4 separate regions of the Homo sapiens genome follow, and all the other regions are linked to region 1. Evidence: chromatin contacts called from ENCODE Hi-C or POLR2A ChIA-PET data. All regions are on one chromosome and are shown on one strand. The core of a region is the stretch at or near the end of the contact, and the rest is flanking DNA. Distances in the headings are between cores, read along the strand shown. Region 1 holds the start of PJVK (pejvakin). Region 2 holds the start of NUP35 (nucleoporin 35). Region 3 holds the start of GPR155-DT (GPR155 divergent transcript). Region 4 overlaps ITPRID2 (ITPR interacting domain containing 2).

What was found. Hi-C counts contacts between places; a loop is a spot of excess contacts on that map. ChIA-PET counts read pairs that join two places held with the same protein, here RNA polymerase II (POLR2A). Pooled maps may share reads with other maps.
Region 2: a loop to region 1 is called in a pooled map, with 11 times the contacts of the local background. The contact joins the promoter of NUP35 here to the promoter of PJVK in region 1. A Hi-C loop is called at or near these places in 8 of 50 pooled maps.
Region 3: a loop to region 1 is called in a pooled map, with 18 times the contacts of the local background. The contact joins the promoter of GPR155-DT here to the promoter of PJVK in region 1. A Hi-C loop is called at or near these places in 6 of 50 pooled maps.
Region 4: a loop to region 1 is called in a map with no recorded cell type, with 3 times the contacts of the local background. The contact joins the enhancer-like site here to the promoter of PJVK in region 1. A Hi-C loop is called at or near these places in 1 of 37 single-sample maps with no recorded cell type. POLR2A ChIA-PET finds 5 or more read pairs at or near these places in 1 of 52 experiments (MCF 10A).

What each region holds. Positions count from the first base shown.
Region 1 is chr2:178,450,062-178,452,650 of GRCh38, reverse strand. PJVK (pejvakin) reads right to left here and starts at 1,273. Exons shown (of 7, transcript NM_001042702.5): 1 at 882-1,273. It overlaps PRKRA (protein activator of interferon induced protein kinase EIF2AK2), which reads left to right and starts at 1,476. Exons shown (of 8, transcript NM_003690.5): 1 at 1,476-1,685; 2 at 2,240-2,409. The coding sequence starts at 1,621. RefSeq lists a silencer at 1,204-1,983 and an enhancer at 1,746-2,320.
Region 2 is chr2:183,123,129-183,125,717 of GRCh38, reverse strand. NUP35 (nucleoporin 35) reads right to left here and starts at 1,275. Exons shown (of 9, transcript NM_138285.5): 1 at 1,221-1,275. The coding sequence starts at 1,260. LOC124907917 (a long non-coding RNA gene) reads left to right here and starts at 761. Exons shown (of 2, transcript XR_007087331.1): 1 at 761-925; 2 at 1,011-1,801. RefSeq lists an enhancer at 457-1,225.
Region 3 is chr2:174,486,107-174,488,695 of GRCh38, reverse strand. GPR155-DT (GPR155 divergent transcript) reads right to left here and starts at 1,308. Exons shown (of 3, transcript NR_183819.1): 1 at 1,280-1,308; 2 at 1-661. GPR155 (G protein-coupled receptor 155) reads left to right here and starts at 1,667. Exons shown (of 16, transcript NM_152529.7): 1 at 1,667-1,823. RefSeq lists silencers at 1,527-1,706, 1,970-2,152 and an enhancer at 2,047-2,116.
Region 4 is chr2:181,915,584-181,918,172 of GRCh38, reverse strand. It overlaps ITPRID2 (ITPR interacting domain containing 2), which reads right to left. Exons shown (of 18, transcript NM_001130445.3): 11 at 1,746-2,589. Among named protein-coding and RNA genes, the nearest start is that of ITPRID2, 25 kb to the right of the region's middle. Within about 2 kb of position 1,277, at least 5 of the 41 ENCODE cell types and tissues checked have a DNase peak (open chromatin) inside an H3K27ac peak, as active enhancers do.

The DNA.
Region 1 (2,589 bases), core at 24-2,523:
CCAGCTACTTAACCTTTAACAAGAGCTATATAAAGTTCTGGCCTGTTTTTAAGTAATTTTGTGGCAAAAAATGAATTTTACCTGAGTGCTGAAATGTTTTGCCATAGGTGTTATGCGGAGTTCATATATTGTGAAATACTGACTATGTAGCCCTTCCAATAAGATATCCATTAAAACAGTGATGGATAGTAATCTATATACATACATATATAGACGGAGAGGAAGAGAGAATAGGCTCTAATTAAAGCATCAGATGATATAATTTGATTAGATTCTGAACATCTTTCACTTGTTTCAAGCATCCAGGGCTTACATGCTAACAAAACAACAAATCGCTTTTTTTTTTTTTTTTTTTTTTGAGAGGGAGTCTGACTCTGTCGCCCAGGCTGGAGTGCAGTGGCGCGATCTCGGCTCACTGCAACATTTGCCTCCCGGGTTCAAGCGATTCTCCTGCTTTAGCCTCCCGAGTAGCTGGGATTACAGGCGCATGCCACCACGCCCGGCTAATTTTTGTATTTTTAGTAGAGACAGGGTTTCACCATGTTGGCCAGGCTGGTCTCGAACTGCTTACTTCAGGCGATCCGCCAGCCTCGGCCTCCTAAAGTGCTGGGATTACAGGCGTGAGCCACCGCGCCCGCCCATAAATCACTTTTAATAATATCCTTTCGTACGAATAGCATTGTGCAAGCAATCTTCCATAACACCGAGTAAGCACAGGGGAGCATTTCTGCTAGTGCCTAGCAAGCCCCTGGAGAAGCGACACGTCATCTAATGGCCCACCAAAGGTGCTGCATCCCAGGCAAACGCCATTACAACCGACTACCCAGGTCCCCGGAAAGGCCTTCGTTTACTCCTAACGTGTTTTGCTGGGATGCACTGACCCAGCGTTCCATCTCGCGACGAAAGCCCAGAAGACAAAGGAGCCCGCCCGGCGGGAGAGGAGCGGGTGTTTGGACGTCCCCGCGTGTTCCTAAACACAGGGCTCGGGGACCCGAAGAGCGCACCGCAGCCCCCTGGAGCGTATATATCCGGGGTCTCAAGCTTCAGGACCAGGCCCGGGAGACTCCCTGGAATTCTGCCTTCGTAATTTTAGAATCTTTTTCTTAAAGTGACCCAGCCCCCAATCCGTCCTCCCCACAAAGGCTTAACTTTAGGCCTCAACGACCCTAGACCCACGCCGGACAATCCCTCTAATCCCTCTCTCCCGGCAAGAAACGGCCTCCTGCTAAGGACAAAGAACTGCGGCCTAGGGGCCAGTTACTACAGGCTGGTCAGGGCCGGCAGGGGCGGGCGCGGAGAACCCCCGGGAGCCCAATGCCTGTGCCCACGCGGGAGCGGGGCGGAGCCGGGCGGGAAGGGGGCGGACCCTGGAAGGGACAGGGGCGGAGTTGGGCCGGGACGGAGGCCCGCAGAGGAGCAGCGAGGGGGCGTAGCCGGAGCTACGGCACCAAGGCTCCGCCCCCACCCTGCCTGCCCCCTCGCTGGAGCAACGCAAGCAGGAGGCGGGGGAGTCGGAGGAGGTGGCGGCGCTGGAGCTCCTCCCGGGGACCAGCGACCCGGGGAGCGAGCACGTCGCTCCGCACCGCTCTTCCTCCAGCCGCTGAGCCGTCCCTTCTCGCCATGTCCCAGAGCAGGCACCGCGCCGAGGCCCCGCCGCTGGAGCGCGAGGACAGTGGGACCTTCAGGTCAGCGTGCGGGCAGTCAGGGCCCCAGGGCCGGGAGCGTTGGGCGGCAGGGCCGGGGCGCGGGGAGCCGGCCCTCCAGAGGCATTCTGGGTAAAGCCGTGCCCGGCGCCCACGCCTCCGCGGCTGTGGGTGCTCGGCCCCGCCCTCTCGGCGGCGAGGGTTGGGGTCTGCGGCCGGGCCCCGCCCCTCTCGTGGTCCCTGGCGGCGCGCGGGGCGGGCGGAGGTGACGCTCGGTCGGCGCGCCCGGGAAGGGATCGTCAGGTTTTCCCTGAGAGGCTGCGGCGCTGCTGCCAGCCCTGTTCTGTTGAGAATCTCTCCTACCCGCATTCAAGTGCTCTCTCTAAAGACCTCGCTCACCCCGCCTGCTCCTGCGGAGTGACTGCCGCAGCGGGGCCGGAAGACAGGTGCGCCCCAGCCTCGCCAGCTCTGGCCCTGGCCTCCGGGGAACTCGGCGCCTCCCTCGTCACCGTCGGTGGCGGTTAAAACTGGCCTCTACGCTTCTGCTTCAATCTCCAATTTGGCATGCAAAGCACACCTTTTTGTGGTTTTTGCAGTTTGGGGAAGATGATAACAGCTAAGCCAGGGAAAACACCGATTCAGGTATTACACGAATACGGCATGAAGACCAAGAACATCCCAGTTTATGAATGTGAAAGATCTGATGTGCAAATACACGTGCCCACTTTCACCTTCAGAGTAACCGTTGGTGACATAACCTGCACAGGTCTGTATACACAGTTAACCTGGATGACCGAGTGGGTTGGCAGTCAATACTTGGTGTTGCTTTTCAGTTCGGAAAAGTTCTCTTTTTGCCAGACAGCTGTGAGGAACAGGCTCTGAAACTGAGACCTCTCATCTCAGGTCGTTAGGGCTTTTCAGCTGCATCTGATTCTCTTCCTAATTT
Region 2 (2,589 bases), core at 26-2,525, 4.7 Mb before region 1:
TACTCACATTTGTAACCCCAATAAATATGCACTCCAAAATGTTTTTGTTGAATAGAAAAATTTGGAACTGGAAATGAAGAGTTTTTGATCTCTAAAATACATTAAAAATAAATACCAAGACGACATCTATATATAAATTTTAATGCAGAGTATCTGCATTATTGACATTATGCATTTAGTTTTTTTATGACAGACTAAAGTAGTTCAAGTTACTCTATTCTCAAAAAGAACTTATTTTACACCAAACATGGCAAGCATTACATACCCTTCAAATCTAAAGACTCTTTCCACACCATATATATTACATTTGCTCTCTTTTCCAAGCTCAGAAAGTTATAACCTAACTTTTCAGGTAAGTCTCTATGACAGTAAGACGGTTTATTTTCCGTTCTAAAATTTTCGACGATTCTCACAAGTCGCAAAACTCAGCAGGAAAAAAAGAAATCCGCGTGCTGTTAAAGTGGTAGATTTTTTTCAAAGACGACATATTTCAACGAGGCTCCGCAATGAATAATGGGAATGAATCTTTAAAAAAATTCAGATCGTGACTTACTAGAGAAAAATACCTCCTACAATACTTAAGAGTCACTTTCCCCAAATAAAGGCGGGAAATATCGTGCGAACTCCTAGCTTGCTGTTAAGGTCAATATCTCAATGATTACCAACCACACGGTTGATTAAATGTTGCACGATTCAAGCTTCCATTAATAACAAGATTCCTTTGGCAAAGCCCGGGAGAGAGGAGTCAAAACAGGAACTGGAAGCACCGGTGATCAAGAAGCAGTGGACTGCACCCACACACTTCAGGGCACCGCCCACCCACGTGTACCGCGGTCAGTTCCTCCCAGGGATGCTTCTGGGGACCAGCAACCAGCTGGGAATCCAGCAACCAGCATCGCGTCTCGGGTATCAGAAGGAGGTTAAGGTATGGGCCAGTCTAACGTGGCTGGCGTGTGGGGGCACAAACACAGCTCAGTCACCGCCAGACGGCCTTTTCTTCACCCTCCCAGGGCCCTCAGCTTCCCGGCGCCACCTTTGTAGCAGTATGGAGGCGACGCGTCGAGTAGGGGACCGACTATGAACTTGGGGGCACCCAAGGATTCCCTCTCCGCGACTGAAACCAGCAGACGAGAGCCTGACGACTGCCTTTCAGTCTTGCCCGCCTCCAGGCCCAGAGCATGGATGGCAGTGCCAGCAAGGAAAAGCAATATTTCACTCACCTAACGCGGGCCCCTGAGGTTCCACTGCAAAGGCTGCCATTGCGTCGGCAACTACACTTAAAACCAGTACCTTCCCAATTAATTTTCAAAAATGGCGGAAACGCTCCCCACGGGTAACGGCGTGCTACCTTATGGGGTTGCGTAACTTCCGGACCTGCGCTATGCTTAAGTTGTAGGCGCCGGAGCCATTTTGGAATAGGGCAAAGTCTTTGCGCTGAGAATTTCCGAGGAAAGGGTTTTTGCACCGGGAAGGTGGCGAACCAGCGTATGGTTCTGTGAATGCTTTTCATCCGGGAATGCTTCCTGATTTGTGGGTACTTAAGTTACATAGAAGCACAGATTATTTTACTCACGGTTTCATAATTAGCGTGAGTTGACCCAGTGCTCTATCATCGGTCAGCTTTTCTGAGTAGCACCTGGAAAAGTCAGCTTGATGAAAACAGTTGGTGCCTCTTTGCAATGTCGATTTCTGGACTTAGTACATGACGCTTTTTCCTCAAAGCATGTTTTCTACTATCCGTATGCCATTTCTTTTAAATTTTGTGTTATGTAGACAATTTTACATTAAAGCGTAACTCATACGCCGTTTTGTTGCATATTAAAACATACAAAAATATAGCTAACGAACGCATAAAGTACACATGTAAATAATGGAAGATAATTATACGCACCCACGAACCCTCCACACCGCGGAATCTTGCGTGCTTCTGCATGTGCCATCCCTGCCGTCCACGTCCCCTCACTTTGCTGCTTTTCTTTAGGGCATAGTCATACGTAAATCACATACACATATTCTGCATATGTGTGTGTAAAAATATATTGTTTAGTTTTGCTCAAATACTAACTTTATAAAATAATGTGCTACATATGTATAACTGGGGACGTTCTCTGCTCCATACCATGAGGATTATTTCCAAAATATCCACCCATGCTCAGCTATTTCTTCTAGGACTTCCTAAAATCTCAAATGGAGGAAGAATTTTGTCTTTGGAATGAGGCAGTAACAATTCCAGAATTAAATGGTAGGTTCACAGAAATCAAATTTTAAAACCACTCACAGATCGAATTGACTTTTTGAAAATGGGTGTGTGAATTGAATTGTGTCCCTCAAAAATTTATGTTCAAGTCCTAACCCTCATACTTATGAATATGACCTTATTTGGAAATCGGGTCTTTGCAGATGTAATAAAGTTCAGATAAAGTCACATTGGAGTACCACAAGCTCGGTTAACTAAACCAGCACAAATGTATCTCTTACAGTTCTGGAGGCCAAAAATCCAAAATGAGTATTGTAGGGCTAAAATCAAAGTACCAGAAGGACTATTTTCTTCTGGAGGCTCCAGGGGAGAATCTATTACCTTGCTTTTTC
Region 3 (2,589 bases), core at 59-2,558, 4.0 Mb after region 1:
CAGGATCCATGCCTTTTATAGCTTTAATTTCTGCTCATTTTTCCTGCTAAGTTTCAGATCCTTTAACCTACCCTTAGCTTACTGTAATTTTTCTTAATAAGCCACACAATTTTGTATCTTTGCACTAAGATGGCCGAGATGATAGGAAGACACGGAAATTGCCATACAGAAATGTTTAAGATGCAAAGCAAGATAAAAGGTTGTAAACAAATGCTTGTAGATATCTTAAGTGGAAACATATATAAATATTTTAAAATTTGAAATAATTTTTATTTCAAAAGGCTAACTCAATTGCAGGATTTCTTCAGGTTTCAAAGTGGAGCACCATATTTGGGATACTATATATAGGTTTGTTGTCTGATGCCCATGGCAAGTTAATACACTGGGACACCAGGTTGCAGAAGAGAAAGAGGTTTAATCATAGGGCCACCAAACACAGATAGGAGGAAACCTCAAATTCGTCTCCAGGAGGACTTTGAGTCTCAGGTTCTTAAGGGTTTTAGAGTGGTCCCAAGTGTGGAGATCATTAATTGGCTGAAGAGTACAGGGCGAAGTCATGGGACAGCGAGATGAAGAAGCTGTATTCTCATGCTGATTCCCTTCTTCTGTGGCAGGGGTCTTCAAGCTGGCTGGCATCAGCTGTTTCGCTGGAATTTGGCGTCTGAAAAACATTTTAAGCAATTCTTAAAAAGCCTTACGACTCTTAACATCAGAAAGCCTATCTATAGGGACAACGGGATACAAATGTACTATCTAGCTCTACCCGACTTTCGGGTTACAAGGAAGTGGGTCAAAGTGTAGCCTGATTAATGCTTAATTATATTTTTGTCCAGAATTCTTATAAACCCTGTGAGGATAGTTTCAATACCTTTATTTCAAGAAGCTTTGGAAGTTTTCCATCAATGTAACCAGTTTCAGTATACTGAGTGGACATGCATGTAGTTCCCCACCCCCACCCCACCCCCGTACCGCAATAGAATAGAAGCAGTCATGGACGGGGCCCAGATTCTAAAACAAGCTCAGGGCTAAGGGTTTACATTTTAATCTCTTATGTAGGAACGTCAAGGTCACACTGCCTTGGTGAAGGTGGAAGGCAGGATTTTGACCCAGGTCTGATTCTAAGCCCTTGCTTTAAAACTCTATGCTATAAAAAGTCCTGGGCTAACCGGGAGCGAAACTGGCAGATCACACGAGGTTGAGGTTAAGCGGAAAGACAAGTCTGCTCTGCGTCTGTACTTGGGAAGAGGAAAAAAAACTGGACATCCCCCACGGCGGCTACCATTTTGTGGGAGCAGGGAAGCCGGAAGTCCCGCCCCGGAGGATCGCGGCTGGGAGGCTCCCAGCCGGCAGGGCGGGGCCGGGTACCCTGGGGCTCCGAGGCTGGAGGAGGGGGCGGGGACTGAAGGCGGGGTTGGGGAACGTGTGGCTCGGAGGCCCGAGGCTGTGGGTGGGGCCTGAGGGCGGGACGGAGACTCTGGGCTCAAGGCTCCTGGAAATGGGCGGGGCTCGAGGGCGGGAAGCGGCCCGTCTTGCTGGAAGTTCGGGGCTGGGGGCGGGGTCTGAAGGCGGGGCTGGGAGGGAGCGGGGCCTGAAGGCGGGGCGGGGGCGGGGCCTCGCGGCCGGCGAGGGGCTGAGCTGACAGGGCCGCATCGGCTTACCCCACCTTACTTTATCGGAACGTGCCTAAGCTGCTGCAGCTGGCACCCGGTTGCGCTCGGCGAAGAGGGCTGGGGGCGGGAGATGACGGTGGTCTTCTCCCTGCTTGGCACCCTGCGAGCACCAGCTCCCTTCTCCTCGCCACTCCAAGGTTGCAGACGAAGCAGGTGAGAGGGGCCCCTGGAGCGCGGACCTGCTGGGTCCTGGTTCTCCCTTGCGGGCACGGGGTACCCCTGCCTCTGCCCCTCAGGCCTGGGCACGTGGGCAGCCGCCGACCCTCTGCGCCCTGGCCCCGCGGCCCGTTGTCTGGACCTGCTGTCTCTGCCCCGCAGCGCCTGCCTGTGGAACGTGTGAGATCACCCGGGAAGGCTCGCGCGGGGGAGGGGGTGTCTCGTCCCCTCCGGAGACAGAACTGCCATCCCTAGTTTGGGAAGCTCCTCACTGCACGGGCGTCCACCCTGTCTTTCTTAGACTCTTCCCTTTATCCCGAGGGTACCCTCAGTATCTGGCCCTTCCGAAGGCTTCTGCCCAGGCACCTGGAGCACTGCGCCAAATTTTCTCCCTTACCCGTTTTTGGGGTATGTTAGTTACCATGACGTTGTGACTCCCGTGCCCTGGGAAGACTAGCGACCACCTTTTTCTTACGCCAGGCAAAGACCCCTGGCTGCCTTTCCACTTCCACAGCTGCCTTCCCAGGGGTTGGCTGGCAGCTGCTCTCCGAGCAGCCTATTCGGTTAGGAACTCTCTGCGCCCCTTATCTTGGAGGGCCACAGTCTGTCCCTGCAGACGAGGCAAGGAGGCAGTGCTCAGCGCTCCCTACCCTGGGTCTCTAGGGAGGACATTTGGCGCCCTGCAAGTAGGTAGGAGTGGGTGAATGGTGCGACTATTAATGTTGAAGAGTGCTCTAATAGTACCACACTGTATTACACTTAT
Region 4 (2,589 bases), core at 28-2,527, 3.5 Mb before region 1:
GCAGTGAGATAAAAACATAAAAGGTATTCCCAGCCTTCAGGTGTTCTCACAGTGTAAAGAAAAATAAAGGAAATTTTAAAAAAATTCTAATACTGTGGAAGGAGTGCTATGATGAACACAGAAAAATTCAGATTACGTGAACTTTCCCAAAAGTGGTAACACTACTTGAACTGAGCCTTAACAGTAAATAGGGCTTGATTATGCAAAGAAAGGCAAAGACTGGGTGATCTCGGTTAAAAAAAAGTGGCTTATAGTCCCAGTACTTTGGGAGGCCAAGGCAGGAGGATCACTTGAGCCCAGGAGTTCAAGACTGCAGGGAGCCATGATTACACCACTGTCTCCAGCACTCCACGTGGGCGAGAAACAGAAACTTCATCTTTTTATTTTAAAAAAACAAAACACAAAATCAGCCATGTGCAGATACCTAAGAACACACAACTGTTTAGAGACCTGTGCACAATCCTACAGCTAAGGAATGAGGCTGGAGAGATAGTCAGAGACCACATCATAGAAAGCACCTGTCCACTAGTGTAGGGTGGGGTAGGCATGGGGAGATGTATTAGCTGAGTTATTGCTGGGATATCCAGGAGAAAGAGACCACAGCTGGAGCAGAAGAACTAGGTGGCCTAGAAAGATGCACCACGGTACTGGTGGACAGGGTCCTGGAAATCCCCAGCTTGACATAATCACAGCTGCAAGTTCCATCACAGACAGAACTATATTTTGTAAGGAGGAATAAGAAACACCCACATTCTGTTTAAACAGAAAACTGTTAGGGGACAATTGTCATGAGGATAAAACTTACAGTTAAGAGGAGGTATATCTTATTATAACTTGAGAAGTTACACCTTTGATTTTTACTTTCCAAGTGGCTCCCTGTCTACTATGTCATGATAAGAGGTCTATTACATTCATTCTAGGCCTCCTGACTCTTTGTTGAATGCTCTCATGACTATATTACATTGTCATTTTCTTCAATCCCTCAATTGTCTAAACATGATTCATTCAGAGAGAATGTTCAAGAAAATGTAAAAGGCAAAACTGAAGACAACGTACTTATTTTCAAAATTTTTTTGGGAAAATTATTTCCAGTCTACTAACAAATCTGAGAATGACTTTAAAAGTGACAAGACATACAGAGCATTTTAAATCAAATTCACACTTTACCTGATTTGTTATTTTCTGGTCTGGAGTAGTTCCAGTCTTTGAGTCCAGTGGAAGTAGACTAACTCTGTGCACAGCATCGAGGGTCAGTAGGTGAAGGGGAAAGCTTAGTCAGAGAGCTACGAGCAGAACCAGGAGAACGTGGTGCCACAGAAGCCAACAGGGAGAAAACTTGGAAAAGGAAAAGGTAGTCAACATGTTCAAATAGCAGAGAGAAAGAGAGAAAGAACTTTAAGAGGGAAGATTTTTTAATAATAGAAATGACAAAAGATTCTAGACTAAAACAAAGACAGTGGATGATAGACTAAAAATGGGAGGATACTTAACGAGAAAAATCTCTCCTCTTGGAAAGGAGACAGACTTGTGAGCAGAGAAATCGACTTTGATCAGGGTTAGTTACAGCTTCTCCCTTGAAACAGGAGGGAAGATAGAAAACGAAGGCAGATGCAGATTAAGTTTAGACATGTCAGAAAATAAAGCTGAGGTAGTTCATACTTGATGTGCCTTAGCTTCTCTGTGAATTAAAAAGTGCTCAGAGCAGTAAAAGAAAAAAGCTAATGATAACATACTTTTTCTCATACCTGTGAAAGATTCTGCAGTGAGTTTCTAATATCATGTAATACTCTTCGCAACTGCATTTCTATGGCTGAAGGAGGATTCACAGAGCACACTCGGTAAGGGTAGGTGGCATGTCTATGTGAGTAAGGACACCCGAAAGGGGAAGCGAAGGCACTACAAGTAGCCCCTGATATGTTGGGAACACTGTGAGTGCTCAGAGTTCTTGTGTGCTCACACAGGGGCCTTTCTTGCCACTCAGAGTGGATGGAATGAAGGGAACAGGTAGACTGAGACATTGGTGGTGGAGCAAGCCGTGAACAGGTAGGAGTCCTTCCATGATGGCATTCCTCCACCCGCGGCGCCTCACTCTGGGGGGCTTCTTCTTTCTTCACAGATGATGGAGAGATGAAAATGGTCGATTTAACTAAAGACTGACCATCATGTTCCATCACCCGCTTTTCCAATTCCTGCTCCTCTTCAGGTGTGTACTTATAGGTGAAGGAAGGTGGGCTGCATCTGGTCTCTTTTCCTGGAGATAATCGAACATTGACAGAGGACACAACCCTTACTGGGCTCAATAAGGTGGTTGGTAAAGACTGAGACCTTCTTAGAGGATAGCCAGCTTTTGCAAATAAGTACCTTTGTTTTAACAAATCTTTTGATTTTAGCAGGCTACGCCCCATCCTTTGATTAGACAGACTGCAAACCTTCATTTGAGCTCTTTGCAAAGCTGTATTAACTCTGTCCATGGAAGAGGGAGGCCCAGTTGTATTTTCAGAGCTCATATCACTGCATTTAGCTTCAATAGAAGCCAATGATTTCAGAATATGGTGTGTGGTATACTGAGTAAATTCACTTTCACTGCTT